Linked DNA regions of Mus musculus: region 2 is linked to region 1. A link is a loop called in an ENCODE intact Hi-C map of the cell type or tissue named here. Cell type or tissue: heart. All regions are shown on one strand. Links, peaks and the distances in the headings refer to the core of each region. The heading gives the core; the rest is flanking DNA.

Region 1 (8,078 bases), core at 3,429-7,428:
GTTGGGATATCTAGCTCAGTGACAAACTGCCTTGCTTATGCATAGAGCTCAGTTAAAAAGAATAGAAGATAGGTGGAGCACAATATAGGAACAATCCCATCGGGATGGGGCCTGCTCTAATAGGGGCAGGGCTACCAGGAAGGGCAAGGACACTTACTTCCTAGGAAACTGGACCAACAGCGTGACCAACAGGCCCATCAGCAGATCAAAGAGTACAAGTTTGTACATCTCCTGGCCCAGCCGAGTCTCCCAGCACTGAAGAAGTAAGAAATTGGTAGATCAGACTCTCCTGCCTGGAGACCCAAGCATCTGAGGCTCCGAATTGTCAGCAAACATCAGAACCCCACTCGTGAATTGTGTGGGTGGGCGCTTCACTGTTTATCAGTATTCATGCCATGTTTAGCTTCTTTCCAACCAAGGAACAGTCCACCCAGTTCAAGGATTCCTATCCTACCTCTAGGCCCAAGAATGCCACCTGTGTGCCCACAGCATTCTCACCGGAATTTCTTTGTAATTATAGCCGCAGGCCTTGCATCCTTCTGCCTCCATGTTTCCCCCACACGTGATCTGACTCCACAGAGAGACCAGAAGGAACACCAGCGAGGCCAGACGCAAAAACACAGTCCTGCAAGATGAAGGGACTCACACTGAGGTAGTGCCTCCTGGATGCACACTCGTGATCTCCTCCTCCACTTTATATTTTTCCTACCCGCCCCCCACTTTTCACAGAGGAAGGAACTGAGTCTCAGAGTCAGAATTTAAGACCAGGACTCCCTGGATTTCATATGCATGGGACTTCACTGTCTCATTCATATGTGTGTGTGTGTGTGTATGTGTGTAAATAAATGACAAATATGCCATTATATACACACATATATAATGTGTATGTGTTCTCCTGTTTGTATTTGTGTGCACCACACATTCTGGTGCCTGCAGAGGCAAGAAGAGGGAGTCTGATCCCCTGGAACTGGATATGCAGGGAGTTGTGAGCTCTCTGATGTGGTTTCTGGGAACTAACTTCTGATGCTCTTTAAGAGCAGTAAGTGCTCTTAGCCACTGAGCCATCTCTCCAGCCTCTTTTTGTCTTAAAAACAATAACAACAAACCCCCTCCCCAACAAAACAAAACACAAAAGTGTGTGTGTGCCATAGTGCAGTCCATTCTCTCCTGCCTTTACACTGGTTCTAGGAATGAACTCAGATGTGCACAGCAAGCACCTTTACCCTCTGAACCATCTCTCCAGGGTACTTCTCTGTCTTATTTTTTTATTTTTATTTTTATTTTTTTTAGGTTTTTTTCGAGACAGGGTTTCTCTGTGTAGCCCTGTCTGTCCTGGAACTCACTTTGTAGACCAGGCTGGCCTCGAACTCAGAAATCCTCCTGCCTCTGCCTCCCGAGTGCTGGGATTAAAGGCGTGCGCCACCACGCCCGGCTCTTCTCTGTCTTATTTGTAGAACCTTTTTCCACCTGTCCCTTTCCCCCTTCTGTCTGCACTCCCTTCCCATCCCATGAGTCCAGAACCTAAGCAGGATCAAGACGATCTGTCGGCTTTGAGTGTAGCCCTCTAGTGAGGCAATGAACTTGAACACAGGAGGCAGCACAAAGTTGAACAGAGAAATGAAGATGGATGGTAGATAATCCACCAGAAGCTTGAATAGTGGGGTCTGTCGGACAAGGGGCGTCTCCTGAAAGGGAGAGAAGGGAGCTGAAAGCCCACCTGTAGCCTCTTCTTGTCTTAAAAGACCCTAAAATCCCAGGAATTCTACACCCCAGTTCACTGCCACAGGGCTTCTTCACCTGTGGAAATGTGAGTTCTAGGACCCAAGGACCCTCCTCCTCCTCCAAGACCCTCTGTACCTGTAGTGTCAAGGTGTACTCGGTGGCCCAGTAGATGCCATAGAAGGCCGCCCCGAGCAGCGCGAGGACCAGCACGTTGAGCAGCGCCCTCATCGACCACACCTTGGCTCGTTGGCTCAGAGTCTGCTCCGCAGCACGGCGCCGGACTACTGCTTCCTCTAGGTCCACCTAAGGCCAATAGGGACTGCTTCTGGAAATCCGTCCCTTCAGGCCTGACTTTTCTTCGGATTAAACCGATATAGCCCTCTCCTTGTTCCATACTCTCCAGGGCTGTCCGTGGGACCATTTAATTCTTGGGGCACTGGGCCTCTGAAGTCTGGACTTGCATCCCAGGTCTGCCACTCCTTAGTTCATCCCAGAACTCCAAATCTCGCCCTACCTTCTGTCCAAGGCCTACCCTTCTTTGGCCCAACACAGAACCCCAGGATCCCCCTCCTATGAGACTTCCAGCTAGTTCACCTTTTTGAAGCCACGTCCTCATTTCACTTGGGACCAGTCTTAGTTCAGTCCCTTTTCTAAATGAATTCCAGGTCCCAGCCCCCCAACCCTCCCACCCCGTCAGTCTCCTCCATGGCAGGCATTCCTAGCCTGGCTTCTGCTTAGCTGTCTCTTAGCAATGCCTTGCTCCTTATCTTAGTTGGATCTTGTCTGGTTCTCATTTAGTGGTAGCTCCACCTCCCCGAGCACACCTGTAGTTCATACAAAATGATGCGCTGGCGCAGCCGCACGTGCACGTCCCCGCAGAGGCCAAAATTCCAAGCTGAGAACACTCGGTGACTGTAGCTGGTCAGAATGTCTGACTCCGCCAACAGTGTCTCCTTCAACCCGGACACCGAACTGAAAGAACAGACCACAGGAGAAGTGTTGGTGGGGGCACCTTACTTACGGAACATACACTCAAAATCCTGTGACCAGGTGCCACCTGTTCAAGTCAGATAGTTACACAAAGTCTTTGGAACCAAAGACTGAAGAGATAGGAGAATTTAGGGGACACTGCCAGATCTCCAGAGGAAAGAGGGAGATATCTAGGAAAGAGACAAGAGAAGAACAAAAAAGTACATTTTAGAGAAGAGGTGAGCTGGTCTGACAGCATGGCCTTGTAATCCCAGCACAAAAGAAGCTGAGTTAGGAGGATTTCTACAGGTTCAAAGGCCCTCCTGGACACACAGTGAGTTTTAGGCTGAGAGGTGGACAGGGTAACACAGTGACTGCCTTGAGCTGCCCATTCAGACAAGTGTTTGAGGGCGGGCAAAGACCTAGAGAGACTGAGTGGGAGGAAAGGATGAGAACAAAGGAAGAGGAAGACAGAAGTGGACAGAGAGACTATGTTTACCTTCAGTAGCCTCTCCGTGCTCCCCAGGACAACTAGGGAGTGTTCCCACATGATCTCTTTAGAGATCTGTTCTTAGTATTTGGACCCGAGGCAACATCCCTTCTCGTGCAAATCAGAAGGAATCTCTATATTTAAAGGAAACTATCTTAGAGCTTCTCCCAGCTCCCAATATTTAAGTATTTTCCTGGCATAACCAGCCAGCAAGGCATGTGTGTGTTTTAGTGTATGCATGAGTGTATGGATGCACTTGGGAATATGTGTGTGCATGTGGTGTATGCATACATACATACATGGTGATTGTGTGTGTGTGTGTGTGTTTGGAGGCCAGTGATGCACATTAGGTGTCTTCCTCTATCATTCTCCATTTTGTTTTTCAAATGGTCTCATTCATTGAACATGGAACTCACCATTTTGGATAGACTGGCTGGCCATTGAGTCCCTGGATCCTCCTGTCTCTGTTGCCCTCCCCGAGCCTCCAGTGCTGGGGCTACAGGTGTGTATTGCTGTCATACCCAGCTTTTCATTCTGTAGACCAGGCTGGCCTTGAGTCACAGAACTACCTGCCTCTCCAGTGCTGGAATTAAAGGTGTGTGCCACCTCTGCCCAGCTACTTTATCTTTTGAGACAAGGTCTCACTATGAGGGTAAAGCTGGCCTCAAAATCATGATCCTAATACCTGCTGTCACCTACCTAGTACAGGCCTGGGCTCCCAAATCCATTTATTCATGTTTTATATTTGTTCATAATTTATATTTGTTCAGCCAGGTATGGTGGCACACGCCTTTAATCCCAGCACTTGGGAGGCAGAGGCAGGCGGATTTCTGAGTTCCAGGCCAGCCTGGTCTACAAAGTGAGTTCCAGGACAGCCAGGGCTACACAGAGAAACCCTGTCTCGAAAAACAAAACAAAACAAAACAAAAAAAACAACAACAAAAAAAACCCCAAAAAAACCAAAGAGTTCCTGTTCTTCCTGCCTCCACCTCCCAAGTGCTGGGATTTGAGACAGGAGCCATGCCAGTAAGCTTAGTATTCTAATTATTTTTCTTTCTACATTTATTTATTTTGTGTGCATGTGTGTTTATGTGATGGCACCAGTGTGACATGCCATGTGTGTGGTGGTGAGAAGACAACCTATGGAGGAAGTGGCTTCCTTTCCTTACTATGGGGCCTCTGGGGAAGGAACTCAGCTTCTCAGGCTTGGCAGAAAGTGTTCGCATCCGCTGCAAAGTCTTGCCAGCCTAGTGTTCTACTTCTTTTTTCTTTTTCTTTTTTTTTTTTCTTTTGGTTTTTCGAGACAGGGTTTCTCTGTGTAGCCCTGGCTGTCCTGGAACTCACTTTGTAGACCAGGCTGGCCTCGAACTCAGAAATCCGCCTGCCTCTGCCTCCCAAGTGCTGGGATTAAAGGCGTGCGCCACCACGCCCGGCTTTTTTTTTTTTTTTTTTGTGTTCTACTTCTTGATATCACTGGATATTGTGAGATGGAGCCTGGAGTAACCTTCGTGCCTCGGCTTCCCAAACTCTGGGATTATAGTCACACACCTTCTAAACAGGCTTTCATGTGTGTATTGAACCACCTCTCATTAGGTTACCACTAGATAAACTGGGGGTAGGGGCCTGCCTGTTTTGTGCTCCCTCCCTCCCTCCCTCCCTCCCTCCGTCCCTTCATTTTCTTTCTGAGAAAGAAAGCCAAGTTGGCATTGAACTCAAAGATCTATCTACCCTGCCTCCTGAGTACAGAGATTACAGGCATGTGCCAACATACTCAGACAGATAGGATTTTTCTGTGCAGCTCAGGGCGGTCTTCAACTTACTCTGTAGCCTAGGCTGACCTTGAACTTAAAATAATCATCCTGCCTCAGCCTCCTCTCCTGGAGCCTCCTCTCCTGGCTTTAAAATACATTTCAATGTTGAAGAAATGACTCCTGGGGGAGGGGGTGGGTTTCCCCTGCCTATCAGAATCAGGATGTGGGCATCACTAACCGTCGTAGGATGCACAGCAAGTAGATGATGCTGATGGCAAAGACGGAGCACAGGTAGGTGATGGCCAGGTTCGATCGGGGTGGGTAGAACCCATAGAATAGAGGGGACCACTCAAGGTAACCCTGGGGAGGAAGAGGCAGAACAAAGGTCATAGTGGGGCCGGGTGGAGGTAACGATCAGGGAGCTGAGTGATCTGTGTGTGTGTCGTCCAGGAAACCAGGCTTCAAAAGTAAGGAGGTTCCTCTGGGGACCATGGCACCCACCTCTCCAGAGAGCAAGTTGAAAAGCTGGGTGGGGAAGGCGACCAGGCCATGAGTGTGTGGAATATAGGAACCACAGGGTGAAGAGATGTTAGGGCCAGGGGGACCTGGAGGAGCCCCTTCCAGCCAGGTGGGGATCAGCTTCATGCAGATTTCAATGACAGATGCCACCAGGTTGAGAAAGAGCAGGAAGCGCAGCAGGGAGAAGTAGGACTCAGTGCCTGCTCCAAACTGACCTGCAGAGGGCAGCAGAGAGGCCTCAGGTCCCTTACCAGTGTAGTTCCAACCCAGAGTCCTGGCCATAGCCCTCCTCCCTCAGACCCAGAAATCTATAACAGAGCCCTGACTCCTGGTCTGACCCTGGGGTCCAGAAACCAGCCCTCCCCCCTCAGATTCCAGTTCTCTTCTCTCTGATTCAGAAGGGTTCAGGCACTAGTCTTCATCCTTCAGACCAGGGCTGCAGGAACCAGACCTTTTCCCAAAGGCCCAGGGGATAATTGCCACTCCCCTCTCTGTCAGACCCAGGAAACCACACTCCAGCCTCAGACCCCAGGCCTCTTCCTCTAAAGCCCAGCACACCCCCAATTTTCTTCAGCGTCCATGCCCAGGGCTGTATAGTTTGAAAGCCTTCTTTCATTTTTCCCTTGGTCCGGGAAAGCTGTCGGGTCCAGTAGGCAGCCCTGGATTCAGAGCCAGAAGCCAGCTGCCCTGTAGCCTGGCTCTTCCTAGAAAGAGAGCAGAGTCAGCGTCAGAAAATGAAGGGTTTGGAACCTACAAACTGGGAACCACCCAAAGACAGAAACAACACGATGTAACGAGGACAGGCATCGTGGTACTGTATCCATAAACTGGAATACTCTTTAGCAATTAAAAAGGAACCAAATCTGAGCTGGGTGGTGGGGGGGGGGGCACACCTTTAATCCCAGCACTTGGGAGGCAGATGCAGGTGGATTTCTGAGGCCAGCCTGGTCTACAGACTGAGTTCCAATACAGCCAGAGCTACACAGAAAAACCCTGTCTCGAAAAACCAAAAAAAAAAAAAAAAAAAAAAAGGAGCCAGACATAAAATAATGATGGAGCCATGTCTAGTAGTATATGCATGCTTGTATGCTTGTAATCCCAACAGTGAGGTTGAGGCAGTGGAATTGAGAGTCCCAGGACAGGCTGGTAGATTAGTGACATGCTTTTGAAAGAAAATGAGTGCAGTGTGGTGCACCATTCATGCTCGTAGTATCTCAACTGGGAGCAGCGGGCAGAATGATTAGGGCAAATTAGGATAGACAGTGCTTTCAGGTCAGCCTGGGTGACAGAGTGCAACCCTCACTCTGTTTTTGTCTCAACAAAACAGAACAAAATGGTTGGCACGTAAGGGCATTTGTGACCAAGTCAAAACGACTTTGATCCCTGAGACTCAGATGGTAGAGAGAGAGAACTGACTCCTTTACGTTGTCCCCTGAGCTTCGAAGAAAGCTGTGCCACACCCATGCATGATCTTAGGGACACACACACACACACACACACACGTAGAAAAGAAAAAACAAAACAAAACAAGAAGGACGTTTGGGAGAAGGAACAAAAATAAAAAATGATCAAGTCTTCCTGAGTCTCTTAACACAAGGTTCAGAGCCGGCCCAGGCTAACCCTACCAAGCTGGTGGCAAGGAAGTAAACAGAATAACTGAAATCAGGAAAGGGTGTGTCAGTAAAGAGGTGCTCACCTGTGTGCCCGCCTTGCCTGCATAGGCCAGGGAAGTTCCCGGGAAGGGTGAGATTCCATTTGTGCAGTTTCTGCAAAGGCCTGAAGGCTCCTTCCTCCTTCATCATCATCTTCATCCAGTGTTCCCCAAGGGAGCACACCAGGGCCGCGGTATCGCAGCGTAGCAGCGCTGGGGAGATCGTTCAGCACAGACGCCAGCGATGGGCCTGGGATGAACACAAAGGATTGAAAGACAGAGGAGTCCAGGCCACAAGCCTTTCCCCTCAGATCCACAGTCCAGGCCACAGCCCATCTCTCAGACACAAGGGTGCAGGGTTCAGGCCACCTCCCTCAGACCCTGGAGCCAGGCCCCAGACTCTTTTTTCAGACCCAGGAGCCCATGCCCCAACCTTCTTCAGATACAGGGGTCTAGGCCCCAGCCCATTTCTCTCAGACCCAGGGGTACAGGCCTAAAGCCACCCCCCTCAGACCCAGGAGTTCAGACTCGGGTTCTCCCCTCAGATCCAGGGCTATAGATCCCATTATTTCTCCTTCACACTGGGGTTCGTGGCCCTAGACTCTCCCCCACGGAGTCTAGGTTTGAACTCCCATATCCCTTCTACTCTAAGTGTGACTCTAAACTTCAACAACTTCCCGTTCCCTCATTGGTGAGCTTAGAATCCTGGCTCCTCACAAGCCTGATATTAGGGACCCGTTTCCTGACTCTGTCCTCCAAGACCGTAAACTTGTACTGTTTTTCGGGAAATCTGAGTTTCCTTCTTAGGAAACCCAGGAAATGAAAGTCCTCTTCGAGTCTCAGGTTCAGGAGCTCAGCTTCCCTTCCTTTATGAATGGACCTGACTTTGCTGGACTCTCTCCTACCTGTTCTGGCTTTCCGGGAGCTGGAGCAGGCTGGGGACTGGCCCCAGGCTTCCATGTTTGTGGATGTACCG
Region 2 (8,078 bases), core at 2,249-6,248, 230 kb after region 1:
TCCAGATGAATTTGAGAATTGCCCTTTCTAAATCTATGCAGAATGGAATGTTGATGGGACTGCATTGAATCTGTAGATTGCTTTTGGTAAGATGGTTGCCATGGTTCTTGTTGAAGTTCCACACACAGTGGTGCAGGCATGGGCAGTATTTTTGAGCACCACTGTATCATTGTGTTGCAGTTGTAAACTTGAGAAGCTAGCTTTGGGGTTGGTGGAGGATGCCAACTGCATGGTTGGTCTTTGTGATGGTTTGTATATCCTTGGACCAGGGAGTGGCACCATCTGAAGGTGTGGCCTTGTTGGAATAGGTGTGACCTGGTTAGAATGGGTGTGTCACTGTGCGTGTGGGTATTAGATCCTCACCCTAGTTGCCTGGAAGTCAGTCTTCCACTAGCAGCCTTTGGATGAAGATGTAGAACTCTCAGTTCTGCCAGTGCCATGCCTGCCTGGATACTGCCATGCTCCCACCTTGATGATAATGGACTGAACCTCTGAACCTGTCAGCCAGCCCCAATTAAATGTTGCCTTGGTCATGGTGTCTGTTCACAGCAGTAAAACCCTGACTAAGACAATCTTTTTGGATGTTGTAGTCATCCAGGTTTTCATCTTTCTCCATCTGCTGGTGGGAAGCATCGGCAGCTGCTAGAGTTTTGATGACATGACTTCTTGGTCCTGGGTCTCAGTCTTGACTTCCTCAGTGGTGTCTCTGAATTCAACCTCAAAATGACTGACTTGCCGTGCAGTGCCTCGCCAAATATTTACATGTTTGTATCTGCACAGTGGCACAGTTCAAAAGAAAGAGCTCAGGAAAATTGCATTTTTCCTGTTTATTTTTCATTAGGGATTGATGGAACAGCTTCCAGTGTTCTAAGCACATACTCTACCTGTGAGCTACAAGCCAAATTTCCTCTGTAGGTTTCAATGTTTGGCGTTTTAATTTTTTCTCTATTTTCTTTTTCCTATGCTGATGGGTTTAGTTATCTTTTTGGTTGTATGGAGACAGTCTCTGGCTATGTAGTCTTGGTTGACTTGGACCTGGTTGTGCAGACCAGTCTAAACTGGCCTTCATAGAGGTCTCCTCCCTATGGTTCAAAAGTGCAGGGATGAGAGATGTGGGCCACCACACTGCCGCCTGTGTTTACAATTTTATGTTTATATAAATCCCATTCCTGTGTATACTGTGTTTTGATTGAGTCTTTATCCCCACATCTTCCCTTTTCCTTACCATGTTCACCAGCTTACCCTCCTTACTAACCTGAATGTATTTTTGTTTCTTCCCCTGCACTTCTGGTTTGGAAATATGCTGTTCAATCCCATGAGAGTTCTTATTTCCCCCTTTCATTTAATAAATTTGTGTATTTTTTTTCTCTTTCTGGCTGAGGTTCTTCTGATGTGAGCTCTTCTTCTCCTTCTCCTTCTCCTCCTCCTCCTCCTCCTCCTCCTCCTCCTCCTCCTCCTCCTCCTCCTCCTCCTTCTCCTTCTCCCCCTTCTCCTCCTCCTCCTCCTTCTTCTTCCTCTTCCTCTCCTTCTCCTCCTCCTTCTTCTTTTTTTCTTCTTTCTCTTCCTCTTCCTCCTCCTCCTCCTCCTCCACCACTTCTTCTTCTTCTTCTTCTTCTTCTTCTTCTTCTTCTTCTTCTTCTTCTTCTTCTTCTTCTTCTTCTTTTTCTTCTTCCTCTTCTTCTTCTTCCTCCTCCTCCTCTCCCTCCTCCTCCTCCTCCTCCTCCTCCTCCTCCTCCTCCTCCTCCTCCTCCTCCTCCTCCTCCTCCTCCTCCTCTTCTTCTTCTTCTTCTTCTTCTTCTTCTTCTTCTTCTTCTTCTTCTTGGTGGGGACGTTTGGGAGACAAGGTTTCTCTCTATAGCCCTGGGTGTCCTGGAACGCACTCTGTAGATGAGGCTGGCCTGGAACTTAGAAATCCACCTGCATCTGCATCCAAAGTGCTGGGATTAAAGGTGTGCTCCAAAACTTCCCAGCTGAGCTCATTTCTTTTCTTTTCTTTTTTTTTTTTCATTTTTGGAGACAGGGTTTCTCTGTATAGCCCTGGCTGTCCTGGAACTCACTTTGTAGATCAGGGTGGCCTCAAACTCAGAAATCCACCTGCTTCTGCCTCCCAAGTGCTGGGATTAAAGGTGTGTGCCACCACTGCTCAGCTGAGCTCATTTCTTAATCCAGAGACCTGTCCAGTGACCTGCAGTGGCCTGTCCTGGAGATTGTTGTGGGATCTTTGTGTCTTGGAGGCTTTTTTCATAATGGAGCACTTGGTGTGAACTTGTGCTTGTGGTGTTTGCTGATGCCTTATTGATAGGTATTCTGTTTAATGTCAAAGTGGTTAGAGTGGTCTGAATCATCTTGTTATGTGTCTCTTCCTGAATGTCTGACTGGCATGTTTTGTGTGGGTGTTTATGTTTTAAATATTTCATTTTAGATCTATTTAATTTACAGCTATGAGTATTTTGCTTTTGTGTGTGTGTGTGTGTACAACATATGTTTGCCTTGAATATGTTGTGTTCAGAAGAGATCACTGCATTCCCTGGGTCTCAACTTTCTGTGAATCACAGTACAGGTGCTTGGGTTTGAACTCAGGCCCTCTGCAAGAGCAATCAGTCCTCTTAACCATTGGGCTGCTTCTCTATTTCTGAGTCAATCTTCATGACAGTATCTTTTGTCAATTGCTTGATTTTTGTTTTTGTTTTTGTTTGTTTGTTTGTTTGTTTGCTTTTTGGTCCTCAGATAGCCATTTTTTCTTCTGGTGTACCAAGTGCATTACTCCAAATCTCACTGAAATGTAAGTTTGTATCTGCTATCAATCTTTGATGGAATACCATCTCTCTCTTTCTTCCTCATTTTAGCTATCAGTTGTTTAAAATATTAAGCCGTGTGGTTTCATTTAACTCTCTCTCTTTCCCATTGCCCTTCCTTCACTCTTAAGTATCTTCTCTTGCCTTCTACCATTTAGTCCAGTTTGTGCTGTCCTTATATAACTGGCCACACCCAAAGTGAAAACTGACTCTCTCTTTGCCGGAGCTCTCAGGTTCCAATAGCTCACTACCTAAGGGTAGGATCTCATATTTTCCATCCCCATGCTGGGTTTAGTTTGTATTGGTTGTTGATGGGGCTTTAGATACTATCAAACTCTGTGAGCTCATCTCTGCAAGCTTTCAGCACGCTCAGAGGAGTCTTCCTGTAGTCATCTGTCATCTCTATGTCTTAGGATTTTTCAGCCTCCACGTTTGTAATGATCCTGTGCTAAGAATGTGTTCTTTGAGGGAAATCTTCTAACTCAGCATCACTTTGAAGGATGGGCCCAGGAGTAACATGTGTCCTGTTTATCTCATAGTGTAATGAGATAGGGGTTACTTTGTTTTTTCCCCTTTCGTTACTGAGCCTAGAAAAGGTACACACTTGCTTATTATGTGGCTGTCTATACATGCCCCTCTATCAAATGAAAAATGAGAAAAGTTGTTAAAGTACTTTCTTGGTTTCCTCAGAGGCCTGGGTTTTATATCCAGCTCTGCATGGATGTGATGTGGTTGCTCATAGGTGGGATTTCATCCCCCAGCACATGGACTTAGTAGCAGAGGTTTGAATCAGCCCAGGGTATATTCAGCCATTTCCCAAAACAACAACAACTAAAAGTTCTCTACAGTATGTGATGGACAATGTTAACAACATTTTATGCCTCTGTTTGCCTTCCAAGAATTAATGATTAATATATTTACTAAAAAGCTCTCACAGCGGAGGCATACCCCAAGTTTTGCATTATATCCAATTGTAAAGTGCCATTTCTGACCCAGTCTCTATTTCATGAACCTTGGGAACTTTCATGCTTGAGAACTGTATGTCACATGACTGTGGTGTCTCTTTTCTGACCAGCTGTTTTTCTTGACCTGATAGTAAGTGATGGGTTATGTCATTGCACTGGTAAGAATTACAAAGAGTGTTTTGAGGTCAGTCACACTATCCTCCCCATAGGCAGGAAGAGATGCTGCCCTCTCGTGGTTAGATGATCTCCATGTGAGGAACTTGCCTCAGATGACTTTGAGGCATACATGGTCTCTCAACACTGACTCTCATCATCTATAGTGCTGATGTGTCAGATGCAGAGAGCTGGCAGAGATATCACACTTTTTGGTGGATATGAACCCTTTAGGGCATTGTGTCTTGTTCATTTTCCCATTGTGCCAGGATCATAGGAAGGACAGGCTCCAGTTAGATATAGTGAGGGCAGATAGCACTAGAAATAATCAGATGGCGGGAGACAATGTAAGAACATAAGCAACAGAAACCAAGGTTAATTGACATCATCAGAATCCAATTCTCCCACCATAGCAAGACCTGGATACATCATCCTACTGAAAAGCAAGATTCTGATCTAACATCACTTCCCATGAAGGTGATAGAGGATGTTAAGAAGGACATAAAAAACTTCATTAAAGAAATATAGGAGAATACAGGTAAAGAGGAAACCCAAAGTCCCATAAAGAATTATAGCAAAACACAACCAAACAGGTGAAGGAAATGAACAAAACCATCCTAGACCTAAAAATGTCACTAGAAACAACAAAGAATTCACAAAGGAAGACAAGCCTGGAGTTAGAAAACCAGGAAAGAGATCAGGATTCATAGATTCTAGCATCACCAGAGAGTACAAGACATAGAAGAGAGTATATCAGGTGCAGAAGATACCATAGAAAAACTTGACATAACCATCAAATAAAATGAAAGAAAAAAAAGCAGAAAGTTCTTAACCCAAAACATTCAAGAAACCCAGGACACAATGAAGAGATGAAACCTAAGGATAATAGGTATAGCAGAGAGTGGAGATTCCCACCTTAAAGGGTAAATAAATATCTTCAACAAAACTATAGAAGAAAATTTCCCTAACCTAAAGAAAGAGATGCCCATGAACATACAGGAAGCCTACAGAACTCCAAATAGACTGGATCAGGAAAGAAATTCCACCGATCACATAATAATCAAAACAGCAAATGCACTAAACAAAGAAAGAATGTTAAAAGCAGTAAGGGAAAAAGGTCAAGTAACATATAAAGGAGACTTATCATGATTACACCAGACTTCTCACCAGACACTACTAAAGGTAGAAGATAGATCCTGGACAGATGTTATACAGACCCTAAGTGAACACAAATGCCAGCCCAGTCCACTATACCCAGCAAAACTCTCAATTCCCATAGAGGGAGACACCAAGATATTCCATGACAAAACCAAATTTACACAATATCTTTCCATAAATCCAGTCCTACAAAGGATAAAAGATTGAAAACACCTATAGAAAGAGGGAAACTACACCCTAGAAAAAGCAAGAAAATATTCTTTCAGCAAAACCCAAAGAAGATAGCCACATAAACATAACTCCATAAGTAACAACAAAACCAACACGAAGTAACAATCAATTTTCTTTAATATCTCTTATCATCAGTGGATTCAGTTCCCCAATAAAGAGACATAGACTAACAGACTGGTTATGTAAACAGGACCCAGCATGTTGATGCATACAGGACAGTATGAAAAGGCTCACACTACATCAGAGTAAAAGGTTGGAAAACAATTTTCCAAGAATACGGTTTCCCAAAACAAGTTGAAGTAGCCATTCTAATATCGAATAAAATCAACTTTCAACCAACAGTTATCAAAAAAGTTAAGGAAGGACATTTCATACTGGTTAAAGAATTAATCTACCAAGATGAACTCTCAATTCTGAACATCTATGCCCCAATTGCAAGGGCACCCACATTTATAAAAGAAACTTTACTAAAGCTGAAAGCACACAGCACACCACACACAATAATAGTGGGAGACTTCCACACTCCACTCTCAGCAATGGACAGATCATGGAAACAGAAACTAAACAGAGACACAGTGAAACTAACAGAAATTATGAACCAAATGGATCTAAGAGATATTTACAGAACATTTAATCCAAACCAAAAGAATATACCTTCTTCCTCAAGGTACCTTCTCCACAAATGACCATATAACTGGCTGCAAAACAAGCCTCAACAGATACAAGAACATTGACATAATCTCATGAACCCTATCAGATCATCTCGGACTAAGCCTGGTCTTAAATTCCAACAAAAACAACAGAGAGCACACATACATATCAACGCTGAACAAGGAAAATAAAGAAAAGAAATTACAGGCTCTTTAGAACTTAATGAAAGTGAAAACACATCATACCAAAACTTATGGGACACAATGAAAGCAGTGGTAAGATGAAAACTCATAGCTCTAAGTGTGCCTCCAAAAAGAAACTGGAGAAAGATAACATGAGCAGTTTGACAGCACACATGAAACGTCTTGAACAAAGAGAATCAAATACACTAAAGAGGAGTAGACCGCAGGAAATAGTCAAACTCACAGCTGACATGATCCAAATATAAATAAAGAGAAGTATACACAGAATCAACAAAACCAGGAGCTGTTTCTTTGAGAAAATCAACAAGATTAATTCACCCTTAGCCAGATGTATTAGGGGTTTACTGCTGTGAGCAGACACCATGTATAAGGCAAGTCTTATAAAAAACAACATTTAATTGAGGCTGGCTTATAGGTTCCGAGGTTCAGTCCATTATCATCAAGGTGGGAGCATGGCAGTAACCAGAAAGGCATGGTACAGGCAGAGCTGAGAGTTCTACACCTTCATCCAAAGGCTGCTAGTGGAAGACTAACTTCCAGGCACTTAGGGTGAGGATCTTATGCCCACACCCACAGTGACAAACCTACTCCCACCAGGTCACACCTATTCCAACAAGGCCACACCTCCAGATGGTACCACTTCCTGGTCCAAGAATATACAAACCATCACCCCAGACTAACCAGAGGGCACAGAGACAATATCCAAACTTATAAAATCAGAAATGAAAAGGGAGACATAACAACAAAACACATCTTAAGAATTATTCTGTTTGTTGAATATTAACAGTTGAAATTATTAAAATCATGTTCTACCAACATCATGGAAATGTTGTTCATAATTTTTCATAGTGCTTACAATTAACATTTTCTTAATGTTTAACTTCAAAGAGTTTTTGCTATTCTAAAAATTTTTAAATCTACTTACTGACAAAATCATTTTTCTCCTCCAAACACTGATAACCTTTTTTAAGTAAACTGATTTTTAGATATTGTATACAGAAATATAATGCATTTTAAGTACTCTCTCACTATGTCAGGTGGTATCATATCAGGGCCTTTGAATATATTTCTTGATGATTCATTTTTAATATTTTATGCTTTTTTACTATGCTTAACTCCCAAAGAATATTTTGAATGTTTTGAATCAATTTAGGATTCAACATTAGATGCAGAATCCTCAGTTATAGATAGTATTAAATATTTATTAATGATAATTTAGGGTATGAAAGGATAGGAATATAGAAGTTGAACAAATTTTTATGTATTATATGATTCTCAAAGTACTCATTACTAATTCATTTGATGTATAAATGCATTTAAATCACAAAAAATTAGAAAATGAAATTCACAGTGAAATGACATTAGGCACAATAATGTAAGTAGTCACACAGAATGGAAAAATGGAAGAAAAAAACCAATGAAAATCTTTTTGCTAATTATACAGGAGTCATTGGTCAATAGAACTGTACATTTGTGAGGTGTGTAGTTCTATGATTTTTTTTATACATCTACATTACGAATTCCCTGAGATCTTCTAAAAGCACATGACAGGTTATCATAATATATAAGTAACAGACAAGCATTATAAGCACAGACTTCGAAAATACCAGTGAGTTCATTTAGTGTTGGCCACGTACCGCTGGGCATGAGACCTGCCCTTCAGTGTGCTTTGTGTACCAGTGTGACTTGTTAGAAAAACTAAATGTTCTTTTGCAAGTATTTACCCATTCAGGATTCAGTATTTTCAGATCTTTCTCTGCTGTTTCAGTTGTGGGTATCTGCATAAGTGCCCATCTCCTGCAGGAGGAAGCTGCTCTGATAGTTGCTGAGCAAGACATTGACCCAGGAGTCATTTTATTGGTATGTTCCTTTAAAAAATAGTAGCAGCCACAACCCTGCCTGATTACTCAGAGGGCTGCCAT

What was found. Hi-C counts contacts between places; a loop is a spot of excess contacts. Peaks named below come from ENCODE experiments on the same cell type or tissue, not always from the same donor. Only the 100,000 strongest peaks of a DNase experiment are listed, where the experiment ranks them.
Region 2: it touches region 1 in a loop (3-fold over the local background); 5 of 42 quality-filtered maps call a loop at or near these places.

Annotation. Positions count from the first base shown.
Region 1 is chr7:3,669,417-3,677,494 of GRCm38, forward strand. It overlaps Tmc4 (transmembrane channel-like gene family 4), which reads right to left. Exons shown (of 15, transcript NM_181820.2): 1 at 8,008-8,078; 2 at 7,148-7,352; 3 at 6,010-6,155; 4 at 5,434-5,666; 5 at 5,171-5,292; 6 at 2,547-2,694; 7 at 1,858-2,025; 8 at 1,522-1,685; 9 at 499-625; 10 at 158-255. The coding sequence starts at 8,062. Among named protein-coding and RNA genes, the nearest start is that of Tmc4, 4.1 kb to the right of the region's middle. In heart, for the core only: a CTCF peak has its summit at 5,663 (motif pointing right); a DNase peak (open chromatin) is centred at 5,675; H3K4me3 peaks cover 221 bases.
Region 2 is chr7:3,899,924-3,908,001 of GRCm38, forward strand. No RefSeq gene overlaps it. Among named protein-coding and RNA genes, the nearest start is that of Gm14548, 5.8 kb to the left of the region's middle. In heart, for the core only: a CTCF peak has its summit at 3,996 (motif pointing left); no DNase peak of the experiment used is centred there.